Regions from separate parts of the Homo sapiens genome. Here all the other regions are linked to region 3. A link is a loop called in an ENCODE intact Hi-C map of the cell type or tissue named here. Cell type or tissue: endothelial cell of umbilical vein. All regions are shown on one strand.

Region 1 (8,000 bases), 260 kb after region 3:
TGGAACCCTTGTACACTGTGAAATGCAAAATGGTGCAGCTGCTCTGGATAACCATATGGAGGTTCCTCAAAAAAGTACAGATAGAACTATCATATGAACCAGCAATCTCACTTCTGGGACTGTCCAGAAAATTTGAAATCAGGATCTTGAAGAGATATTAGCACTCCAGTGTTCACTGCAGCACTATTCACAATAGCCAATGTGTGGAAACAACCCAAATGTCCATTGACAGAATGATTAAAAGAAACGTGGTATATGCATACAACAGAATGTTATTCAGCCTTAAAAAGAAAGAAATCAACTTTTTATTGAAATTCCTTTATTTGATTTTTAAAAATTATTTTCATATAATACTTGCATAACTTTCTTAAAGGAAAGTTTCCCCACAATGAAGATTAAAAGGGACTAAGTTGGCTGGGCATGGTGGCTCACGCCTGTCCCAGCACTTTGGGAGGCTGAGGCAGGCGGATCACCTGAGGTCAGGAGTTCGAGACCAGCCTGGCCAACATGGTGAAACCCTGTCTCTACTAACAATACAAAAATTAGCTGGGCGTGGTGGTGGGCACCTGTAATCCCAGCTACTTGGGAGACTGAGGCAGGAGAATCGCTTCAACTCAGGAGGCAGAGGCTGCAGTGAGCTGAGATTGCACCATTGCATTCCAGCCTGGGTGACAAGAGTGAAACTCTATGTCAAAAACAAAACAAAACAAAAACAAAAAAAGGGGGCCAGGCGCGTGGCTCAAAACTGTAATCCCAGCACTTTGGGAGGCTGAGGCGGGCGGATCACGAGGTCAGGAGCTCGAGACCATCCCTGGCTGACACGGTGAAACCCTGTCTCTACTAAAAATACAAAAAAATGAGCCAGGCGTGGTGGTGGGCGCCTGTAGTCCCAGCTACTCAGGAAGCTGAGGCAGGAGAATGGCATGAACCTGGGAGGCGGAGCTTGCAGTGAGCCGAGATCGCACCACTGGACTCCAGCCTGGGCGACAGAGCAAGGCTCCGTCTCAAAAAAAAAAAAAGGGACTAATTTCCCTCCTCATCCCACCTCAGCCATCTCTTGGATTTATCACTGTTTGATGAGGGTTTCACTGTTTCACCCTCCTAAACTGAGGCCAATATGCCCTGTAGACATCAGTAATATCAGCCAGATGTTCATGTTTATAATATTTACACTCATGTGGGGGCAAAGTGCAGACCATTATATAACACACCCATCTGCTAAAAGCCTCCTCCACAGCAAAGAAAAAAGGCTGCCTAGTAAATGGATCCTCCTAGAAGTACATTCCAGAAACCACACTACCAACCTGCATTAGTGTACTCAGAAGGGCCAGAGAGAAGCCTGTCCAAGACTTTGAGGAGATATTCATGGTAAAATAAAAGTTGGCATATATTACTGATTCCCAATAACCTGGCACATCAGGGTATCTAAACCCAGTCTCCTTTTTCTTCCAAATAACTGATTTTGCCCCCATCAGCATATTTCCAAATCTTCTCCCCTTTATTTCTAGTTTAAAGGATCAAACTGATGCTGATGTTTGAGATTTCTGTAATTCTCACCACTTAAAGGATGCAGTAGCAGATTAATCATAATAATTATTATTATTATGCTATAGAAGGGGCTTTGTGTTTTGAGGCTTCCAAATAGAAACTACCACACTATGTAGGGGCAAGATCCAGGGATATCACTCTCTGATAGCAAATCAAATAAGTCAGGACAGAGTTGATGAGCTCAGACATTTTCTGACCATATTTCAGGGCCGTTCCCAGAAACAACTCATGATCCCTATGCTAGATAGACTGCTAGAATCATTCACTTGGGAATGTTAGATAAACTCTTCGTGGGAGCTGCAATGTGGCTTCATCCAATGCTTAATAATAGGAGGATTTGGTACCTGTTAAGGAATGCTGAGGAAGGAGAGTTAGAGGGCAAGAACTGCAGCCTTTTGCCAGAGGCGGACATGACCCAGTAGTTAACAACCAGACCAAGTCTGCTGTGGCCAACAGAGGGCAGCAGAACCCCCCTGCCATGCACATGGGCACAGTGCCCATGTGACAGCCACTATGAACATCCGTGCTCCAGGACACTGGGACCACAAAAGGGTGGATCCCAGAAAAGGTATAACTAATGTGAGCAATGAGTTTTGGGGAAAGAAATTTTCTTCCTAGACAGTGGCCAGCAAGACTGTTATGGAGATTCCAAGAACAGAGTCCAGGGGTTCCCAAGGTTCTGATAATTTGTTTTGCTGAATAAGGTTTGCCAAGGTCCTGCCTCAGTCAGATGATAAGGAAGGCAGTAAAGGACAGAGAAAAAGAATGAAACTGAAGAAAGTATTTAAATAGCATCTTGCTTTGGTATTCTAAATAGACGTTCCTTAGCAAGAAGAGAGTACTCATATCTATGTCTCCCTCGTGAAGCTTCTGTTCTTCCCTGAAATCGATCCACTGGCCCACCTTGGAAGATTGGATTAGTCCCCCAAAGCCTGGTCATTCCAAGAGGAAAATCAGAATAACAGTCACGGAATTCAGCTTTGGATCATGCAAAGTCAGAGACTGTAACATAGATTCCTAATGACTCAGCCAAGATATAAACAATTAATTCAATTCAGCATGAACAACTACCCATCCTTTTAGCATGTCAGTAGATTTGCCCATGCATCACCTATATCAACAATGCCCATCACCTCCATAACAAAGGGGGTGTGGTAACAAACACTTTGCTTTCATCTTCCCATAGACCTCTGCCCTCGATCCTCCTAGCAGGAAGGCCAATGATCTGGCTCAGGTGATGGTGAGCATGGCAGGCATTGTACACGCAATGAGAGAGCTGGCTTCATACCCACACAGACTACCTTGCTTTCCTCCTTGGTTAAGGGCAGGCAGACTGAGTGTAGTTGAATTTTACTGCCCTTGAACACAGCACAGCTTCATGTGCAGCAGCTTAGCAAGTACCAAATACCACTCAAGGTCGCCACTAGGTGAGATGACTATCCCAACAGGTCTGGACTTACAGGAAACTTACATTTTGAGAACAAAAATATAAGTTTAACCAGGCAAAAGTGCTGCTGTCAATGTGTTCCCAGCTTTCCAGTTGCCCTACAACTTAAAGAAGGTTCCGGCTTTTTCTAGTCAATTTCTTCTTCTCCCACAGCGTTCCCAGCATAGCCCTCTTTTGGGGACTCCCATGAAGCAGAATTGGGAGAAGAGGAGAATAACACAAAGTAACTCACAGGTTAGGCCGTAGGAGGGTGTCAGAATTTGTATTCTGAAAGAGACCAGAAGGAGCTGTGAATAGGGAGTGGAAGGGTGAGGACATGGGGATTTTAAGAAGAGTTCCTGTGAGTTACAGCCCTTTTATGACATTTAAAAAAAAATGTTGCTGGACTGCGTTAATTTGATGCAAGTCTTCTTTGAGAATGGACCCTATGAATCATCATTTCAATAGAATTATAGAAGAGACTAACATAATTCTGCTTCCTCCTTTGAATGAGCATTTGCATAATTTGAGTAGGTTATCCTATATCTCATGAGAAGCAAAGAAAATTATCTAACTCACAGAATCTCAAATTAGCAGAAACCAAACAAACCAACATCCAAATATTTATCAAAACACTGCTGTTTGTGATCTTTGCTTCCATGTTATTTCACCATAAGCTTTCTGGAATCACCTTTGCTGCTTGGACACTGTTGGAGACGCTTCCTCTCCACCTCTCTGGGAAAGTCTTTGCCTGTAGCCTCTCATTACGGGGCCCTGGGCTTTGGACACATCTCTCTGTGGCCTGGACTGCTTGGTTAACATTTTCTGTGTCGCTGTCTCCCCCATGTGACAGAGCTGGTGTTCTTTCTTCAGTTCATTTTTCTGTCCTAAAGGGACCCTTTTGACTCCAGAATTGGAGGTATGCAAAGAAGCAAACTGTTGCTCAGTGTTACAGTCACAAGGCCAAGAGGTGTTTAGTTAACTTTTATAAGTGGATTTAGGTTTATGCCAGAGTAAGAGGCAGAGTCGGGAACAGCTTTTCCTCATAAAGAAGGAAAACAAAAAAAGAGGCAACATTGATTGGAGAAAGTCTCCTGGTAACAGAAAGAATTTTGATATCTGAGCTGCTGGATGCATGCGCTTTCTTTCTCTCTCTGATTCCCCCCCCCACCCACCTCACTGAAGTAGGATAAGGGCAGAGATAACTGAGAGGAGGTGGAATTCACTGGGGAAATTACCTCGGAAGCAGGCTATGGAAGAGGGCACCACAGAAACAGGTCCCCCTGTAACCATAGTGACGGCTGAAGAAGGAAGGGCACAGTGGAGAGAGGGAGCAAGGACAGGGACACGGGAAAAGCTGGGAGCGAAGGGGACCCCCAGGTCAAAGGGGCGAGTGACAGAAGCTGTGACTAGTTGAGGCTAAATTCAGGTTTTTAAAGGAAGATGAATTAATTTCTAACTGCAATTATTTAGGGAGGCAAGATGCATGTGATGTTATGGGTTCTTTTTACCTTTAAATGGAGTATAATTTTTTTTAAAGTTTAGCTATTTTTACTAAAGCAAGATTAGGAGAGAGCAGTGGAAAGTTGTGGCTAGAAGTGGAAATGGGTGTCAGGAGAGTTCGAGAGGAAGGTAGACTCAGAGCTCCCTAGAATCTCAGACACTGTCCTCATCTTGGGTGGAAGCAGCGCCCGGCTGCCTCCTGGTGGCAGCTGGTTCCAATTAGCAGGGAGTAATTAGGAGGAGGTTTCACTCGCTGACGCTGAAATGGCAAAATCCAAGCCACAGGCATAGACGGATGGCCAGATTTAGCACATAAAAATACAGGGTGCTCTGTTAAATTTGAATGTCAGACAAACATGAACAATATTTTAGTTTGCGCTTGCTTCATGACAACCTTAGTAAGGCAGTACATACTGATTCAATTTCTTCCTCTTGGTCTCTCGCCTCTGCATTTTTAAAAAAGAAAGGAGATGACATTCAACCAAGGTAGATAGTAAATAAATAAATAAGTAAGTAAATAAATGAAAGGGAAGGAAGGAGAAAAGAAGAGAGGCAGGTAGGGAGAGAAGGAGGAAGGCTCTTGGCCCCAAATTATCATTTCCTCTAATTCTCCATTTACAAAACTCCATTCCTTCTTGCCCCCTCACCACCCGCCTCTTTTCACCATCCTAGGGACACTTTGTAACTATTCCCTACAATATGTCTTCAAAACATTAAATCAGAACCAAGCCACACCAATGAAAGCAAACCTCAACTCTCTGGTTCCAAAAACCACCGGGGTCTCTTCCTGGACACTAAAGATATATTCTGACCCCCTCCTCCTGCCTCCCGTGAGCCTCCACCTCGGCAGCATGACTTGCTGCTGCTAGATCTGTACCTGCCAGCTCACCTCACCTCTTAACCCCCTGCTTGCATTTTCTTCAGGTTCTTGTCTTTGATGCACAGTTCTTAAAGTATCTCCTAATTAAGTGCTCGGAAACAGGTGCCAATAAATCTAGTTACAGTAATATTTCAAAGAGGTGTTTTACAAAATAAATCGATGTTTATGGTTCAGTATGTGGTGTATGGTAATGGTGTTCTTTAATGGATTTTCCTCACACAGCCCATCTCAGCTCCAGCTGAGGCTGGATGCTCCCAGCCCCCAGCCCCTAGCCCCAGTTCCCCGTCCTAACTGAACACTACTACAGAAAAGTCCAGAAAGAAGACAGCAGTTCACTTATCATCTTGAAACTTCAATCAGATCATGCCATTCTGCTTAAAACCCTCCATTGCTCTCCTATAACATTTAGAATAAGATACAGAATGTCCACAATGGCCTCTAAAGTCTGTGGGGTTTTCCTCTACCCACAGCATCCCACCCTATTCCCTGCTCACTGCTATCTAGCCCCATGAAAACCCTTTCTGTTCATGGAAGATGCGAAACCTTTTTCTGCCTCAGACTCTTGTACTTGTTTTCCCTTCTGCCTGGAATGCTTCCCCATGCCCAGTTCTTTGGATGGAGAGGTCATTCTAATGCTTCAGGACCCAGTTCTAAGGTGTTAAGAATATTCTATATCCTGGAATTTGTGCACCTTATTGTATGGATGTCACATCTCGGTAAAAGGTAAAATGTAATGTATTACTAATTCACTACTAGATCACCCTTTTGATTTCCTTCCTGACAATGATCACAAACCATAATTATCATATTAACTTGTTTACTTGTTTACTGTCTGTCTTCCACTTAGATCAGGAGGTGGCAAACTATGCCACCATCCAAGTCTAGCCACCACTTATTTTTATAAACAAAGTTTCATTGGTACCTAGCCACACCCATCCATTTACTGTTGTCTGTGGCTGCTTTTACTAAGCTACAGTGGCAGAACTGAGTAATTGTAACACAGATTGTATAGCTTCACAAAACCTAAGATGCTTACTGTCTAGCCCTTTCCAAAAAAAAAAAAACAGCTTGAAACCCCTGCCATGGACTGTAAGTTTCATGAAGGCAAGAACTGTGTCAGTCTTCTCCACCTGTATTTCAGGATCCAAAACAGTGCCTGGCACAAACTCAGCAACCCCTCAATAAGTGTTGGCTCCTGTCCGGCCCCTACCACTGGCTCCCCTGGCGCAGTCTCCTAGCTTGCCCTTTCCCTCATCTGATCCTGGCGCCTGGCCATTTGCCTGCAGAGTGTAGGTTCTTGCCATCTGCCAGTCCCTTGTAGCCCTGCCTCCTTGCTCGATGTCACCAAACTGGTGCTTCTTGTGCCCTGATGCTGAAAACCCATCTAATCACAACCAATAATCTTCTAACACAAAAGCTTCCTCTGCTGTTTGTGTGTTTTAGAAGCAATCGTTTTGTAGTATGCCAATCCATTCTCTATAATCATGAAAGATGCCTGTCTTAAAATGTCCTTCTATCATTCAGCTTTTTGTTAATATATTTATTTAGGTATCTTCCTATTATAAAAGCGATTCATATACATAACACACAATTTTGAAAATAAAGAAAAACTAAGAGACAACCGTTTTTAGCACTGATGTGGTTTCTTTTTATTAGTCTTTCTATGCTATTTTTTAATGCATGCTTGTATAAAACAACAAAAAATGGCTACAAATTTTCTCCCTTGTATTATAATAAGCATTTTTATATCATATATTCTTTGTAAAGTATTATTTTAGTAGCTGCATAATATTATATTAAATGGAAATATTAATATTTATTTATTGTTGGGAAATATTTATAATATATTCAGATCTTTACCATAGAAAGTAATACAGCCATGAACATCTTTGTGTATGAAGCTTTTTTCCCCCATTTTTTGGATTACTTCCTCTAGGAAGAGTTCCAGAAACAGAATTACTGGATCAAGAACCATTGTTTTGAGTTCAGATAAATACTGGCATCCTCACTTTTAAAAGGCCTGAAAACTTCTTAATAAAGATATCAGAGCAAATGCATTCATAATCCTCTTTCCTGTGCTCCAAGTCCATAGGAATGACAGGTTAGATATTAAATACATATTTCTATGCTTCTCTAAAAATGCAAGAGGAAAATGTCACTGGCTCAAAAAAGGAGTAAAACTTAAACAATAAGCAAAGTATAAAACCACAGGGACAAACAGTGAGACTGGAACTAGGCAAACAAGACTGGAGTCCAGAGGAAGGACTGAATGTAGCCCTTGGTAGTGGGGAGCTACCCAAGAACAGTGGATGACAGAACTTCATCCGTACATCTAGAACAGTGGCAGAAATACACCACTTGCTCAGGGTCAGTGTCCAAAGCAGAGTCCTATATTAGTCCATTCTCACACTGCTAGAAAGAACTATTTGAGACTTGGTTATTTATGAAGAAAAGGAGTTTAATTGACTCACGGTTCAACAGGCTCTACAGTTTCACATGGCCAGGGGGCCTCAGGAAACTTACAATCATGGCAGAAGGTGAAGGAGAAGCATATCTTAGCAAGGCAGAGTAGAAGGAGAGACAGAATGAGGGGGAAAGTGCCACACACTTTTAAACCATCGGATCTCATGAGAACTCATTCGT
Region 2 (8,000 bases), 300 kb after region 3:
TAGCCTCCCTGAGGCCATACCTAAAGCTTTCCTTTTTTCCCCACTATAAAGCTTTCACACTTCTCTGCCCACCTTTGAGTTTCTGCTAAAACTCAATGATGGTGGCTGTTTCTCTTGCTATAGCAGCTCTGAATAAATAGCCTTTGCTTTTCTCAGGCTGGGGGATGGAGCGGAACCTGAGTCCTGCTAAGGTGCAGACATAAACAATTGTCAGCCATTATTCCTGAGGTTATATGATACAGAAGAAGACATATTTATTTCCATATTTGACATTTATATATAGGACCTTGGGTCACAAGATACTGAATGGGACTTTTGCCGTTGTTTTGGAATTGTCATTATAGTCATAATGCTGAGTTCTTAGGTACTAAGTACAGCTGTTACCGGATGGAAGGTCTTGACTGAGTCGTCCAGGTTCTTGATATGTTGAACAAAGAATTGAACAAAATGCATAAACAAAGCAACAAAGGAATGAAGCAACGAAAGACAAAGCAACAAGAGAACAATAACAAAAGCACAGATTTACTGACACTCCAGAGTAGGAGCAGATTAGAGCAAGCAACTCAAGAGTGCCCCTCCACCCCAATTAGGGTTTTTATTAAGCTGAAAGAATTTGGTAACAACCCTAGGTGCCCTTTAGAGGCCTCCAATTGGTTACACCCTAGGAAGGCTTGGCCAGTGACCAATCAGAGGCTGAAGTGGAAACTTCTGTCTTGTTATCACAGGGCAAGGATGTGGCCGGTATGCTGCCGAATCTTGCCTAGAACTGTCCGCACCTGCTGCTCTTTTGTTTATGCCTTTACCCTTGGTTACCCTAATTCCCCATTCTCCTGCCTCACAGCCATGGGACTGACTAAAAGTTAACCCAACACTGTAATCCCAGCATTTTGGGAGGCTGAGGCGGGTGGATCACTTGAGGTCAGGAGTTCGAGAAAAGCCTGGCCAACATGGTGAAAACCCGTCTATACTAAAAATACAAAAAAATTAGCGGGATATGGTGGCACATGCCTATTATCCCAGCTACTAGGGAGGCTGAGGCACGAGAATCACTTGAACCCAGGAGGTGGAGGTTGCAGTGAGCCGAGATCCTACCATTGCACTCCAGCCTGGGCGACAGAGTGAGACTCCCTCTCAAAAAACAAACAAACAAAAAAGTTAACTCAACAGGTGTACCACCATTATGTCAGCATTCCCCAAAGCCTAATGAAAAGTAGAAATGTTCCCAGGGTAGCAAAATTGTCCTAGAAAAAGGATGCTGAAGCTTCTCAAGCACGGATACAGTAGTCCATCTATTCACAGTTTCACTTTCTATGGTTTCAGTTACCTGCAGTCAATTGCAATCCAAAAATATCAAATGGAAAATTCCAGAAATAAACAATTCCAATACATTTAAAGTTGTGCGCCATCTGAGTGGTATGATGAAAACTCTTGCCTTCTGGCTCTGCACCTGAGATATGACTCATCCCTTCGTCTAGCATATCTATGCTAGATACACTATCCACCTATTAGGCACTTAGTAGCAGATCAAGTGTCCTGGTATTGCCGTGCTTATGTTCAAGTAACCCTTTATCTCACTTAATAATGGCCCCAGAATACGAGAGCAAAGATCATAATGCTGGCTATTCACATATGCTAAGGAAAAGCCATAAAGTGCTTCCTGTAAGTGAAAAGGTGAAAGTTCTCAACTTAATACGAAAAGAAAAAAATGATATGCTGAGGTTGCTGAGATCTGAAGTAAGACTTGTTATCTGAGAGACCAAAATAGATGCCCCTTTGTTAGCTAAGACAGACCTTAAAGTTAAGGAAATAAAGTTACCTATGGGTTGAGTTGCCTACCGATTCAGGGCCTGGCTAGCATGGCAAATTTCTAATTTCCTCCACCTCTAAATGTCCTAACAATAGGAGCTATCAGATCCTTCCTAACTCTGATTTATAACCCAGGCCTAATTACAACTCTAATTGGATGGAGGGGCACCAAACATTCTTTTCTGATAAGAAATTACAGACTTTAAGCCAGTTTCAGTCAGTTTATAGAGGCTGTGCACAAACTTTGTGTTCTATCATTCACCTTTTGATGTAAAGAGCCAAATTTCACCTTGTGTTAATGCTAAACCCTCCCCCCAACCAAAGTGAACATGGGAGGTATGTTACTTATATGTTTACTCATTGCACATGCTCAGCTCCCCTCATAAACGTGTATGGCTTTTCCCTCAAACCCGCCAAATACGTATGACTCTATTGTGTGATACAGGCCCTGCGAGGTATAAAACCCAACCTGTTCTTCCCTCTTCAAAGGGAGAGCACCTCTGGTCCACACTGGAGAGTATCTCTTTGTGGTTTGCAAACCAATATTCCCAAAAAAGCTCTCCTTTCTACTATTTAGCCATCCTCATGGTCTTTGGATTATACAACAAACCTATCCATGAAGATAGGAAGGAAGAGAAGAAGGAAAAAAAGAAATTCATGCTAGTTTTGCTGTTGCACTTCAAACAGCAAAAGCTGTGGCCACAGTGTGTGACAAGTGCTTAGTTAAGATGGAAAAAGCGTTAGATATATGGGCAGAAAACATGAATAAAAATGTATTCTAACTGATGGCAATCAAGTTCAATACTATCCTTGGGTTCAGGCATCTGCTGGGGGTGTTGGACCATATCCCCTATGGATGAGGAAGGCTACTATATTTACATTTCCTGTGGTGCAAGCAGAACCCATAAAGATTAGCAGAGCTTGAGCCTTCTCATAGGTACCCTGGAGGCATTTGCCTTCTGGGTTAGAGGACCCCAGCATGGAAGGGGCTTAGGGTGGTTGGTGGTCAGAAAACGTTATGCTGGAAGAAATCATCTCGCCTTGGATACAGAATCCTTCATTCAGAACAAAGACTACATTTCCCATCCCCCCTTGCACGTAGGTGTGCAAGTTATGGCCAATGAGATGTGCAGCATTTGTGCAATTAAGAGATCCTGCAGGATCTCCTTCCCTAGAGAGGTTTTTGTTTTCCCTCTTTGGCCTCTCCTCCTTCCTTAATCCTAGAGGACGCGGAAGCGGCAGAGTGGGAAGGAATTAGATAGTAGACCATGTCCCCTTCCATGCAGATCCCTTGGTCATACCCAAGTTAAGGAAGAAGGAGAGAGCATTGAATTGGATGTGAAATTCAAGTTTCTCACCGGACTAGGCTAGATTTTTAATACCTGACTGTGACTAAGAAGCTTTGAGATCTGTCCAAGATGTCATTAAAGAACAGAAAATAGGTACTTAATGGATATTGGTTCAATGACACTGAGCTATTAAGTACATCCAGATTTTTCCATGTTCCATTTTCTTAAAATGCAGGTACACTTGTATGTTGTAAAGAATATCTATAGGTTGGGGAGAAAACAGCAGAATTAAGACAACATTTACCAAAAAAAGACACCAGTAGTCAAAAATGCATCATTCTAAACTTCAGTATCCTATAGCATGCAGGAGCCTATCCTACTCTAGGGGGAGGTCCTACTCCAGGCTTCCAGTGTGTCTTCTTTATCATTGAATACACAGAATAATGATGTCAATCGATAACAGAATCAATCATTTTATAGAAAAATTATTTTCTTTTTTGCCTCTCCCCCCAAATTATTTTCTTAATCTTTTCATCAAGCAAGCTTCTATCCTCAAAGTTTCCTCTACATTTTAAAATGTTTGAAACGTAATTTCTGACCATATGTCCAGCAAAATGGAAGGCTGGAAGTGGAGTTACAACCTTCTAAGCATTAATACAGTAGGAAACAGCTTTATTCCATATGATTTGAATCTTAAAGTTTAAACATAAAGGATGGGTTAAACAATGGCTCATTTTGTGATAGATGCTGACACCTACTGGGCAGATTTTATATTAAATGTTCGATATGTTTTGGCCCCCAAAAAGAAATGAAATGTTCCTGGTTCTTGAAAGGTAAAATCTTGGGTTTGGAAGGGCAAGGGCATGAGGGCATCCTGGCCCCAGGATGGTGGGAGCATAGCCACTGGGAAATGAAGACTCAAGGATGATAAAAAGGACTCAGGAAAAGAATCATGGGGTAAGTTCTGGAATGCCATCAGATAGTTGGCTCCAGAATTCCAGCCTTGCCAACCTAAAGTCCTTCCTCTCCTGGAGTTTCTCATCTGCTTCTAAGATTTTTTTCTAGGTGTAGAGCTCTATTTTCAGACTGAACTTTGCGGAAGAACTACCCTCCAAGTCAACTCAAATAAATGTGCCCCTGCATCATTTTCTGGGCATTCCTGTGACACCTGGTCATCATCAATATTATTGCTGACATTTTTTGAGTACCTACTTTGTACTTCTGCACTAAGTCTTTATATTATAAGTGGTCAGACCTTGGAGTCAGGCTACCTGAGTGCAAACACTGGCTCTGCCATATGTTAATACAAGTTCTATGACTTTGGTCAAATGATAATCTCCTTATCTCTAAAATGGAGATAATGATAATGTCTACCACACAGAGGTCTTGTGAGATTTTAAAGTGTTCACATACATAAATTACTCAAAACAGTGCCTGGTATATCATAAGTGCCATACAAATGTTGGTATTGTTACCTTATTTAATCTTTACAATAAAACTGAAGTAAACACTGTTATTTTGTAAAATTAGAAAACAGTCTTGGTATATGAGTTGGAAATGTTTTCAGCTTTAAATAACAGAAAACCTAACTAATGGTGGCTTACATTATATTCTCTCTGTCTCTCTCTCTCTCTTCCCCCTTCCCCCGTCTCCTATAACAAGCCTAACGAGCAGTCCAGAGGTAGGTGGCTGCTGGCACTGGCTCATGGCTCAGTGATGCCAGGGCCAGTGTCTCAGATATTTTCAAGGTCTTTCCCTCATGGTCATAAGAGGATTATCCCAATTCCAGGGATCATATCTGTTCATCTGCCCTTCTATTAAAAAAGTAAAAGCATTCCCAGAAACTGTCCCATTAACTTCTACTTATGTTCTATTGGCAAGAAATGTGTCACTTGGCCACTCGTGACTACAAAGGGGCATGGGAAAGTGGGTATTTAACCTTTCCAGACTCTAAAGTAGAAGGCAGTAAGGGGGAAGGGAATGGGAATGACCACTGGGTCAGCCAGAGATTGGCACCTGCCACACTAAAGAGAAGATAAATCATTTGCTTAGGTCAGATAGCTACAAAGAGATGGTGCAGCATTCAAGCCCAGGTAGCCTGGCTTCTGGCCTCCTGATAGTTTGGATATTTATGCCTTCTTCCAAATCTCATGTTGAAATGTGATGCCTGATGGAGGTGGGGCCTAGAGGGAGGTGTTTGGGACATGGGGGCGGATCCCTCATGAATGGCTTGGTGCCCTCCCCATGGTAACAAGTTCACAAGAGATCTGGTTGTTTAAAAGAGCCTGGCACCTACCCCCTCTCTCTCTCTTGCTCCCTCTCTTCCCATGTAACATGCTGGCTCTCCTTCCCTTCTGCCATGATTGTAAGCTTCCTGAGAACTCATTGGAAGCAGATGCCAGCACCATGCTTCATGTACAGCCTGCAGAACCGCGAGCCAAATAAACTTCTTTTCTTTATCAATTATCCAGCCTCAGGTACTTCTTTCTAGCAATGCAAAATGGACTAACACAGAAAATTGGTACTGAGAAGTAGGGTGTTGCTATAAAGATATTTGAAAATGTGGAAGCAGGCTTCGGGACTGGGTAAAGGGCAGAAGTTGGAAGAGTTTAGAGGGCTCAGAAGAAGACAGTGAGATGAGGGAAAGTTTGGGACTTCTCAGAGACTGGTTAAATGGTTGTGACCAAAATGGTGATAGAAATATGGACAGTGAAGGCCAGGCTCAGATGGAAATGAGGGAGTTATTGAGAACAGGAATAAAGGTCACCCATGTTATGCCTTAGCAAAAAACTTGGCTACATTATGTCCAGGCTGTAGAGATCTGTAGAAGTTTGAACTGAAGGCTGATATCCCAGGGAATATGGCAGAAGAAATTTCTTTATTATTATTATTATTCATTTATTCTTGAGACAGAGTCTTGCTCTGTCGCCCAGGCTGGAGTGCAGTGGCGCCATCTCAGCTCACTGCAAGCTCCGCCTCCCAGGTTCACGCCATTCTCCTGCCTCAGCCTTCCTAGTAGCTGGGACTACAGGTGCCCACCACCATGCCCAGCTAATTTGTTTGTATTTTTAGTAGAGACGGGGTTTCACTGTATTAGCCAGGATGGTCTTGATCTCCTGACCTCCCACCTCGGCCTCCCAAAGTGCTGGGATTACAGGCGTGAGCCACTGTGCCCGGCTGGCAGAAAAAATTTCTAAGCAGCAAGACGTTCAAGAGGTGATCTGGCTGCTTCTAACAACCTATGATCAGGTACTGGAAATTTACAATTTAAAAAGGAGCAGAGCACAAAAATTTAGAAAAGACACAACTTGGCCATGTGGTAAAGAAGGAAAAAGCATTTTCAGGAGAGAAATACGAGAGGACTGTGGAGCAACCACTTGCTGGAGAGATTAGCATGGCTAAACAGGAGCCAAGAGCTAATAGCCAAGACAGTGGGGAAAAGGCCTTGAATACATTTCAGAAGTCTTTGGGACAGCCCCTCCTATCACAGGCTGAGAGGCCTAGGAGGAAAGAATGGTTTCAGGGGCCAGGCCCTGGGCACAATTACCCTGCACCAACTCGGAAGGCTGCTTTCCCCAACCCTGCTGCTTCAGCTCCAGCTGTCATTCAGTTACAAATCAGGCTGCTGCTTTGAGGCTGGGCACAGTGGCTCACACCTGTAATCTCAGTACTTTGCAAGTGATCCAAAGCAGGTGGATCACTTGAGTCCAGGAGTTCAAGACCAGCCTGGGCAATATGGTGAAACACTGTCTCTACCAAAAAAATAAAATAAAATAAAAAAATAAACAACAACAACAAAACAATGAATAGGCTGCCACTTTGGAGAGCATAAGCTCTAAACCTTGGCAGCTTCCACATGGTGTTAATCCTGCAGGTGCACAGAATACAAGCATGAGGGAGGCCTCGTGACTTCCACCTAGATTTCACAGGATATATCAGAAAGTCTGGGTGTCCAGAGAGAAGTCTCTGCAGACAGCCTCTACTAGGGCAATGTCATGGGAGAAATGTGCAGTTGGAGCCCCCACACAGAGTTCCCACCAGGGCACTGCCTAGTGGAACTGTGGGGAAGGACCTGCCATCATTCAGATCCCCAAATTGTAGAACCACTAGTGGCTTACAACCATAGTGTGGAAAAGCCACAGGCACCAGACTCCAATCCATGAGAGCAACCACACAGGATGCACCCAGAGAGGCCACAGGGATGGGGCTATCCAAGGCCTTGGAAACCCACCCCTTGTACCATTGTACTCAGGATGCAGGACATGGGGTAAAGGGAGATTATTTTGGAGCTCTGAGGTTTAATATCTGCCCTGCTGAGTTTCAGACTTGTGTGGGGCCTATTGTCCCTTTCTTTGGGTGATTTCTTCATTTTGGAATGGGAATGTCTACCCAACGCCTGTACCATTATTGTATCTGGAAGAAAATAACTTGGTTTGATTTTATAGGCTCATAGGTGGAAGGAACTTGCCTTGAGTCTCAGATGAGACTTTGGACTTGAGATTTGGACTTTTAAGTTAATGCTGGAATGAGTTAAAACTTTGGGGTACTGTTGGGAAGGAATGATTTTATTTTGCAATGTGCGGAGGACATGAGATTTGGGAGTCCACGGGAGGAATGGTGTAGTTTGAATGTTTGTCCCCTCCAAATCTCTTATCAAATTGTGATCCCCAGTGTTGGAGGTGGGGCCTGGTGGAAGGTGTTTGGGTCATGAAATTGGATCCTTCATGAATGGCTTGGTGCCCTCTCCATGATAATGAGTTTACATGAGATCTGGTTATTTACAAGAGCCTGGAATCTCCCCCTGTCTCTCTTGCTCCTTCTCTTGCCATGTGACACATTGGCTCCCCTTCCTGGAACATAATTGTAAGGTTCCTGAGGACTTACCAGAAGCAGATGCTGGCACCA
Region 3 (8,000 bases):
TTCTTTTTCTTTTTCTTTTCTGAGACAGAGTCTTGCACTGTCGCCTGGGCTGGAGTGCAATGGCACGATCTCTGCTCACTGCAACCTCTGCCTCCCGGGTTCAAGCGATTCTCCTGCCTCAGCCTCCCAAGAAGCTGGGATTACAGGCGCCCGCCACCATGCCTGGCTAATTTTTTGTATTTTTAGTAGAGACGAGGTTTCACTGTGTTGGCCAGGCTGGTCTCGAACTCCTGACCTCATGATCCACCCACCTCAGCCTCCCAAAGTGCTGGGATTGCAGGCGTGAGCCACTGCGCCCAGCCTTTTCTTTTTCTTTTATTTCACTTTTCTTTCTTTTTCTTCTCTATATTTTCAAATTGCTTATAGGATGTGTTGCTTTCATAATGAGTTTTTGAAAAAGAAAATAAGAATGGGAATTATATTTTCTATGGGAAAATATAGAGAATTTTAAGCTGATTTCAACCAACCAATGGAAAATATACAAATGAATAATATAGTACTGTGTATCTGACTTTTCAAAGTGCTTTCGAATTCAAGGTCTAATTTGATTTCTGTAATAACTCAGTGACGGAGACTGGACAGGTATTATTATTTCTATTTTGCAAATGGGACAAGTGAGCCTCTAACCAGCCAATTAGTGACAAAACCAGGACGAGATCCAGATCTCCTGGGCCATTCATGGACCTCAGATGAAATCACACCTGGCTTTGAATTTGGACAGCTTACTTTCTATGCAACTTAATCTGTTGGGGACCCCCTGTTTTAGCCCACCCAGAATCCCTTGTCCCATCTTTTGGTCTCAGCACCCTGACTTTTCTTATGAACCTGCCCTTCCTCTGTCGGTCCAGATTCCTGATGGGCATGAGACCCCACCCTGCCTACAAGAGCCACCCTTGGGAAGTGTGAGGATAGTGCTGGAAGAGTCTGCTGAGCTGGTAGGAAGTGGGCAAGAGCTGCTATGGCCTCTTTGCCTCCACTAGGGGATGGATGGGCTTCCTGAAACAAACCCAATTCAGAGAAAAGAGTCAGAGGTGAGGACAGGTGCCCAAATAAGTTGTTGTTGTTTGCATCCCTGGATCCAGATGTGCCTAAAGCTAAAGTCACTGCCTGGATTTTTTGCTTATCCAGGCCAGTGCATTTCTTTTTTTCTTTCTTTTTCTTTTCCTCCTCCTCCCTTTTATCCTCCTTCTCTCCTTTCTTCTCCTCCATTTCTGTTTGTTTTATTTGAGTTGGATTCCTGTTAGTTGTAACCCAACGTCTCCCGATCATTATATTCTTCTGCCTCAGTCTTCTCACCTGTAAAATGGGGATGATAATAATAACAATGTTCTTCTTCTGCACAGGATTGTTGTGAGACTTAGCTGAGTCACCACAAGTAAGGTGCTTGTTACATAGTGAGAGGTCAGTAAATGTTACCTATTAAGGAGTTGGAAAAAGCTGAATTCAGAGAATTTTATCTCCCTGCTGGGGGCGGTGGCTCACACCTGTAATCTCAGCAATTTGGGAGGCTGAGGCAGGTGGATCATCTGAGGTCAGGAGTTCAAGACCAGCCTGGTCAACGTGGTGAAACCCCGTCTCTACTAAAAATACAAAAAATTAGCCAGGCATGGTGGCACGCGCCTATAATCCCAGCTACTCAGGAGGCTGAGGCAGGAGAATCACTTGAACCTGAGAGGCGGAGGTTGAAGTGAGCCAAGATTGCACCATTGCATTCCAGCCTGGGCCACAGAGCGAGACTGTCTCAAAAAAAAAAAAAGAAAAAGAAAAAAAGAAAAAAGAAAGTTTTATTTCCCCTCCCCCGCAAAAAAGAAAGAGATTTCTCCATGCATCAAAATATGAGGAATAGATTCCTATAATGCAAATTATGAGAAAAGAGAAAGCACTGTGTCAGTCAGTTCACCAGGGAGTCATTATTCCAGAATTTATGGCCTAGGAGTCACTGACCTCACCTCACGCCTCTGTCTTTCTCTCTTTCTCTCACTCTCTTGCTTGTGTGTGTGTGTGTGTGTGTGTGTGTATGTGTGTGTTTCACAGGAATTGCGAGAGAGGAGGAGAAAGGGGAGATGAAGTGGTTGGCTGGACAGAAATGGCTGGTTTTGCAATGCAGTTTGGGGAGAGGAAAAGTAAACTGGGAGAAAGTTATCCAGGCCTTAGAGCGTCCTTCCTGCATGGGTTGTAGAAAGAGAGGACATGGGGCTTGCCATTCGGAAGCTGCTCAGCTAAGTCTGGTTATTTGTCTGGGGAGTCAGGAGTCTAATGAAGCCAGGCCAGAGGCCTCTAAGGCTGAACAAAACATTAGCACAGGAGGAGCAACAGTTACACACACACACACACACACACACACACACACACCCATTCTGGCTGGATTAAACAGAAAAAGGTATAATGTAATTCACAGGCTCTCCGATGGGAGGGCCAGAGAATTGACCGTGAAGACTTCCCAGCCTGGAACGATGTCACATGATGAAGGCTGCTCCAGTGGAACACTCAGTGTCACCACACTACAGCACAGACACCATGCCTGGCTTGCACCACTGGTTCTGGATGTGAGATCCTAGAAGCCTCTTGATTGTGCCCTAAACTCTTGCCCATAAATGGATTCTGTGAAACCCTAGCTTGTCCTCTCCTGCAAAGGCAAGTCTCTCACGGTATGTCTGGTGGTCTAAGCTTAGGGTACATGCCTTGGTGCAAGGGAGATGGGAAAGCCAGTGTTGACCTTTCCCTTGGGGAGGCAGGACTCATACTGTGGGAAATTTGCAAGTCACCTGATAGAGTTCAAAAGGACAACCATCAAGTCTGATATATATCCCCACAATAGCATTGCTATATTGGGTGTGTGTGTGTGTGTGTATGTATGAAATAGACAAATGATCTATATCTCAAGGTCCACTTTCCAGGATGGTTTCATCCTTAAAAATCCAAAGAACCATCATTCAAGCTGCCACCAGGAGCAGGGAGCCCAGTTCCCTCATTTGGGTGTCACTCAATACCTCTGAGTCCAGACAACTGTTCCAAGCTCCAGGTACCGTCTGGTCACCCCTTCTCCTTGTGGCTCTGCTTGTTCAGGTCAGCATTGCCCCCATATGTGGGCCCAGGTCCCTTTCTCCCCTTACCCCCGAAATGAAAAGCTGACACACTCTTCAGAGATGTACCAGGCTCATGGATGGATGGACGGATGGATGGGCGTATAGGTGGATGAGGGGGTGGGTGGATGGACACCAGAGGTTTGAGGACAATGGTCACTGTAGCCAATGACACCAGGGGGCAGTGCGGAGCAGCTTTTCAAGGCCTAACTCCCTACACTCTTCCATCAGACCTGGCTGGCAGGGCTTGGAGAGCTCATTTTGTTCAACATTTTCATTTGTGAGGAAGTTGTTGAGGCCCAAGACAGGAATGGCTGTGTCAGTAGCGCACAGCAGCTGAGCTGGCTCTTGATGCGGCTCCAGCACCCTCTGCATTACAGTATTTACATAAGCCCACCTTCCCAGGCTCGGAGGGCCCCCACGCTGCCAAGCCTCCGTCAGCTATCAGTGATTCTGGAGCCCTTCCTAGGAGTCTCATCGGTTGCCGGCTGCTGAACTCAATCAGCATAGAGGAAACAGACAGTCAGAGTTCAGGGCGTTGGCCAGGCTGAGTCATTGTCTTCGCCCCTCCGAAGGGCTGCATGTTAGGGCCCTCACTGGACACCCCTTCCCTAGCCATGTCTTTTCTCTCCTTTTGGAATCCAGATCACCTGGAGGTCATATTTCCCAGGAAAGGAAGGACCCCACGCTGAGAACACATCTTACAATAAATGATCCCTCTCTTCTCAAAATTTACGTCTGTGTTACATCCCCTTTAGCCCTGCTTTTTAATTTCCACTGCCTGTTTCTTTGGGGGCAGTGGGGGTGGAGTGGGGGAGTACCAGGGTGGTGATGGCCCCTCCCACCCCCACCCCTATCCTTATCCATCTTTACAGCAGGCTCCTGAGGACCACGACTTAGATAGCAGAGACATCAAGAGGCTCACTAAACCTCAAATTTCCATTTTCGTTCATTCATCTATTTAATTATTCAACTATTGAAAATATTTTAAGCCCCTCCTATGTGTCAGATGCTAAAAAAAGTCACAAACTTACACTTCTTAAGCCCTTACTACACTAAAGGTGTGACATTTAGTATATTATCTTACACAAGCCAATGAAGGAAGTATTTTATTTATTTATTTATTTTTATTTTTTTGAGACGGAGTCTTGCTCTGTCACCCAGGCTGAAGTGCAGTAGCACAATCTCAGCTCACTGCAACCTCCACCTCCTGGGTTCAAGCGATTCTCCTGCCTCAGCCTCCTGAGTAGCTGGGATTACAGGTACCTGCCACCCATATCATTCAATTCACAAGCATTTTAATGACTGTGTAGTATTCTACTGAAGACATATAACTGATTTACCTCCCCCTTACTGTTGACCTTATATCTATTGTAGAAGTGGTTTAGTGTTTCAGTGTTTAATATTTTCTTTCTTTCTTTGTTTCTTTTTTTTTTTTTTGAGACAGAGTCTCGCTCTGTCGCCCAGGCTGGAGTGCAGTGGTGTCATCTCGGCTCACTGCAACCTCCGCCTCCTGGGTTCAAGCTATTCTCCCTGCCTCATACTCCCGAGTAGCTGGGATTACAGGTGCCCACCACCACGCCCAGCTAATTTTTGCCATGGTGACCAGGCTGGTCTCGAACTCCTGACCTTGAGTGATCCACCTGCCTCAGCCTCCCAAAGTGCTGGGATTACAGGCGTGAGCCACCGTGCCCAGCCTTGAAGGATGCATTGTTATTTTCGTTTTACAAATGAAGAAACAGAGATCTAGAGAAGTGATGTCACTTGCCCAAGAGTGCACAGCCAGTGAGCTACAGGACAGGAATCAAACCCAGGAGGCCACACCCAAGTATCAGACATTTCCTGCAAGTGTTCAATTGTGAGGCTTGCTCTTCCCCTTCAGCTGCACCCCACAGGCAGCGCCAGAGTGCTGAAGCATGCAGCCCCAAGCAAGGGCCAATGGGTGAGCAGGAGTGGCAGAGGCCAGGTTCTGGCCACTGAAGTGTGTTGTAGCTTTGGGACTTTCGGAGTGGAATTCCAGAATGTTCCATCAGGTTCCATTCTTCAGTGATGCATGGTTGCAAAGCTGCAGCTCAGGGAAGAGCCCCTCCAAGGTCACTGAGTTGAGAATCGAGAACCTGAGTCTGCTCCACTGGGGCTAACGAGCCATGTAAGCGGGACCATCTCCCTTTGCTGCACGGGGGCCACCTGCTGCCTCCTCTGTGAAACGGGAGAGCATACCACCTGCCCTGGAGAGCTGTCCTCGAGATGAGATAAAAGCATGGATATAAAAGGGTCTGGAAATTTGGAGGTCTTTGCTTGTATGAATATGTGTCCTTATTATCGCCATGTGACGGGCTGGTGAGTCTTGACTGAGTTTCTCTGGAGATTGAAGCAGTAGTCAAGTTTTTAACATAGGATTTTTTGTTTTGTTTTGTTTGTTTGTTTTTAATGACTGCCACACATACTCTGTCCTAAAAGAAAGAGAAGTTTAACAACAGCAAAATAAGCAGGACATAATCTTGCAAGTAAAAATGGATGTGGTTAGCCTTGGGGAAAACTACACAGTTGACACTTTTCCCATTTCACTTTAAACCAGCGGAGACTAAAGCAGAGGCTGGCCTCTGAGAGCCATTGCTGGAGGGTGGGTGTGGTGCATAGCTCTGTCCTTTCACCTTGCAGCCAAGCTGGGGGCTAAATATGGCACGGGACAGTTGTGTGCATTGAGGAAACTGAGGGATAGAATAGAAGAATAATGTGACTGAACAAAAATTTTTTTTTCTTTGAGACAGAGTCTCACTCTGTCACCCAGGCTGGAGTGCAGTGGTGTGATCTCAGCTCACTGCAACCTTCACCTCCCGGGTTCAAGCGATTCTCCTGCCTCAGTCTCCTGAGTAGCTGGGACTAAAGGCACGCGCCACTATGCCCAGCTAATTTTTGTATTTATAGTAGAGACGGGGTTTCGCCATGGTGGTCACACTGTTCTTGAATTCCTGACCTCAGGTGATCCACCCGCCTCAGTCTCCCAAAGTGCTGGGATTACAGGTGTGAGCCACTGCGCCAGGTCCTGAAAACAATTTTTAAATGCATATTACAAAATAGTGTGTGCAACACAATTCCCATTTTATAAAATACCTGTAGGCATACAGACAGCCCCGGATGTACAGAAAACACACTGGAAAGTTACACAGCACAATCTCACAGGATTATCGCTGTGTAGAAGAATGAAGGACAAATTTATATTTTTCTTGCATTTCATAATAGAAACATAGAACTAATAAAGAAGCCAAAAAAAAAGAAAAAAAAGAGAAAAGAAAAAAAGAAAGTGATGCAAGAGGAATCGCGCAACACTGCAATATCTTGGCCAATGGTCTCCTTGGGATGTGCGGAATTTCAGTAAAGCTACATCTTGTACTGTAGAAAGCTCTTCTGGGCTTGTGCTCACATCCTTACCTGCTGTCTGGCCATTTCTAGGACTGGGCATGGTGCTGGCCATGCAGTACGTGCTCCATCAGTGTGTGCTCAATGGACTGCCTGCCATCCTCGGCTGGCCACTGTGGCTCCTGGCCGAGAGAGGGCCACAGAGAAACACTACCGCTTAAGTAGAAATGGACCATATCAAAATTGCTCTTCTCTCTGAGTTGAACATTTTGTATTTAGGGGCTTTAATTACATCTTTCCTTGGAAGAATGGGAAAAAGGTGATTACCAAGATCCCACTTATCCAGTTTGAGCTCCCGTATTGGGCAATCTGGCCTCATTAAAATAAAGACTGTCTTTAAAACATGGGGGGGAGGGGAGGCGTCAGATGTTGGATCTTCTATTGATTAGACTCCTTGGTGGCAAGCAACAGGAGTTAATAAATTCTGGCCAATTTAAGCTGGAAAGAAATGCACTGGGAAAGATCCTGGTAGCTACCACTGTGGACAGGAAGGCTGCAGAGCCCAGGTGATAAAACAGGCAGGGCTGAGAGCGCTGAGTTGCAGGGACCACTGCTCGAGCCCCTGAGCTTTAGCCCCCAAACAGAACTCACTTGTCTTACTAATATTTATTTATTTATTTATTTGCAACAAAGTCTTGCTCTGTCGCCCGGGCTGGAGTGCAGTGGCACGATCTTGGCTCACTGCAACCTCTGCCTCCTGGATTCAAGTGATTCTCCTGCCTCAGCCTCCCCAGTAGCTGGGACTACAGGCGTGCGCCACCATGCCCAGCTAATTTTTATATTTTAAGTAGAGATGGGGTTTCATCATGTTGGCTAGGATGGTCTTGATCTCTTGGCCTCGTGATCCACCTACCTTGGCCTCCCAAAGTGCTGGGATTACAGGCGTGAGCCACAGTGCCTGGCCACTACTACTAATTTTTTTTTTTTTTTTTTTTTTTTTTTGAGATGGAGTCTTGCTCTGTTACCCAGGCTGGAGTGCAGTGGCGCGATCTCAGCTCACTGCAACCTCTGCCTCCCAGGTTCAAGCGATTCTCCTGCCTTAGTGTCCCAAGTAGCTGGGACTACAGGCTTGTGCCACCACACCCAGGTAATTTTTATACTTTTAGTAGAGATGGGGTTTCACTATGTTGGCCAGGCTGGTCTCGAACTCCTGACTTCGTGATCTGCCCACCTCAGCCTCCCAAAGTGCCAGGATTACAGGTGTGAGCCACCGCTCCCAGCCACTCCTATTATTATTGTTATTGTTCTTTCTACCCCCCCTTGCCAGTCCCCCTACTCCTCAGTGTTCCTCCTTCCCCAGTTACCTCAGCAGTGGGGGGCTGATCTTTTCTGGTCTATTGACTCCTAAGGCCTCCTCAAGGCACTGGGGCTTCTTGAGGCATGGCTTCACCTCTTCTGTCTGTCTGGGAGGAACAGAGTTTAGTCACCCCAGGACTCCAGCGACAGTGGTCAGGCCTGGCCGTCCAGTGTGCGGACATCCCCGCCCTCACAGTTGCT

Evidence for each region. A loop is a pair of places that touch in the nucleus more often than their neighbours do. Peaks named below come from ENCODE experiments on the same cell type or tissue, not always from the same donor. Only the 100,000 strongest peaks of a DNase experiment are listed, where the experiment ranks them.
Region 1: a loop joins it to region 3, with 17 times the contacts of the local background. A loop is called at or near these places in 25 of 110 quality-filtered maps.
Region 2: a loop joins it to region 3, with 23 times the contacts of the local background. A loop is called at or near these places in 14 of 110 quality-filtered maps.

Annotation. Positions count from the first base shown.
Region 1 is chr10:93,811,670-93,819,669 of GRCh38, forward strand. No RefSeq gene overlaps it. Among named protein-coding and RNA genes, the nearest start is that of LGI1, 58 kb to the left of the region's middle. In endothelial cell of umbilical vein, CTCF peaks have their summits at 2,002 (motif pointing right) and 4,686 (motif pointing left); DNase peaks (open chromatin) are centred at 2,012 and 4,672; H3K27me3 peaks cover 2,156 bases.
Region 2 is chr10:93,855,388-93,863,387 of GRCh38, forward strand. No RefSeq gene overlaps it. Among named protein-coding and RNA genes, the nearest start is that of SLC35G1, 35 kb to the right of the region's middle. In endothelial cell of umbilical vein, a CTCF peak has its summit at 3,864 (motif pointing left); no DNase peak of the experiment used is centred here; H3K27me3 peaks cover 209 bases.
Region 3 is chr10:93,551,706-93,559,705 of GRCh38, forward strand. It overlaps LOC105378436 (a long non-coding RNA gene), which reads left to right and starts at 4,774. Exons shown (of 3, transcript XR_946212.2): 1 at 4,774-5,423. RefSeq lists an enhancer at 4,506-5,006. In endothelial cell of umbilical vein, a CTCF peak has its summit at 3,264 (motif pointing right); a DNase peak (open chromatin) is centred at 3,306.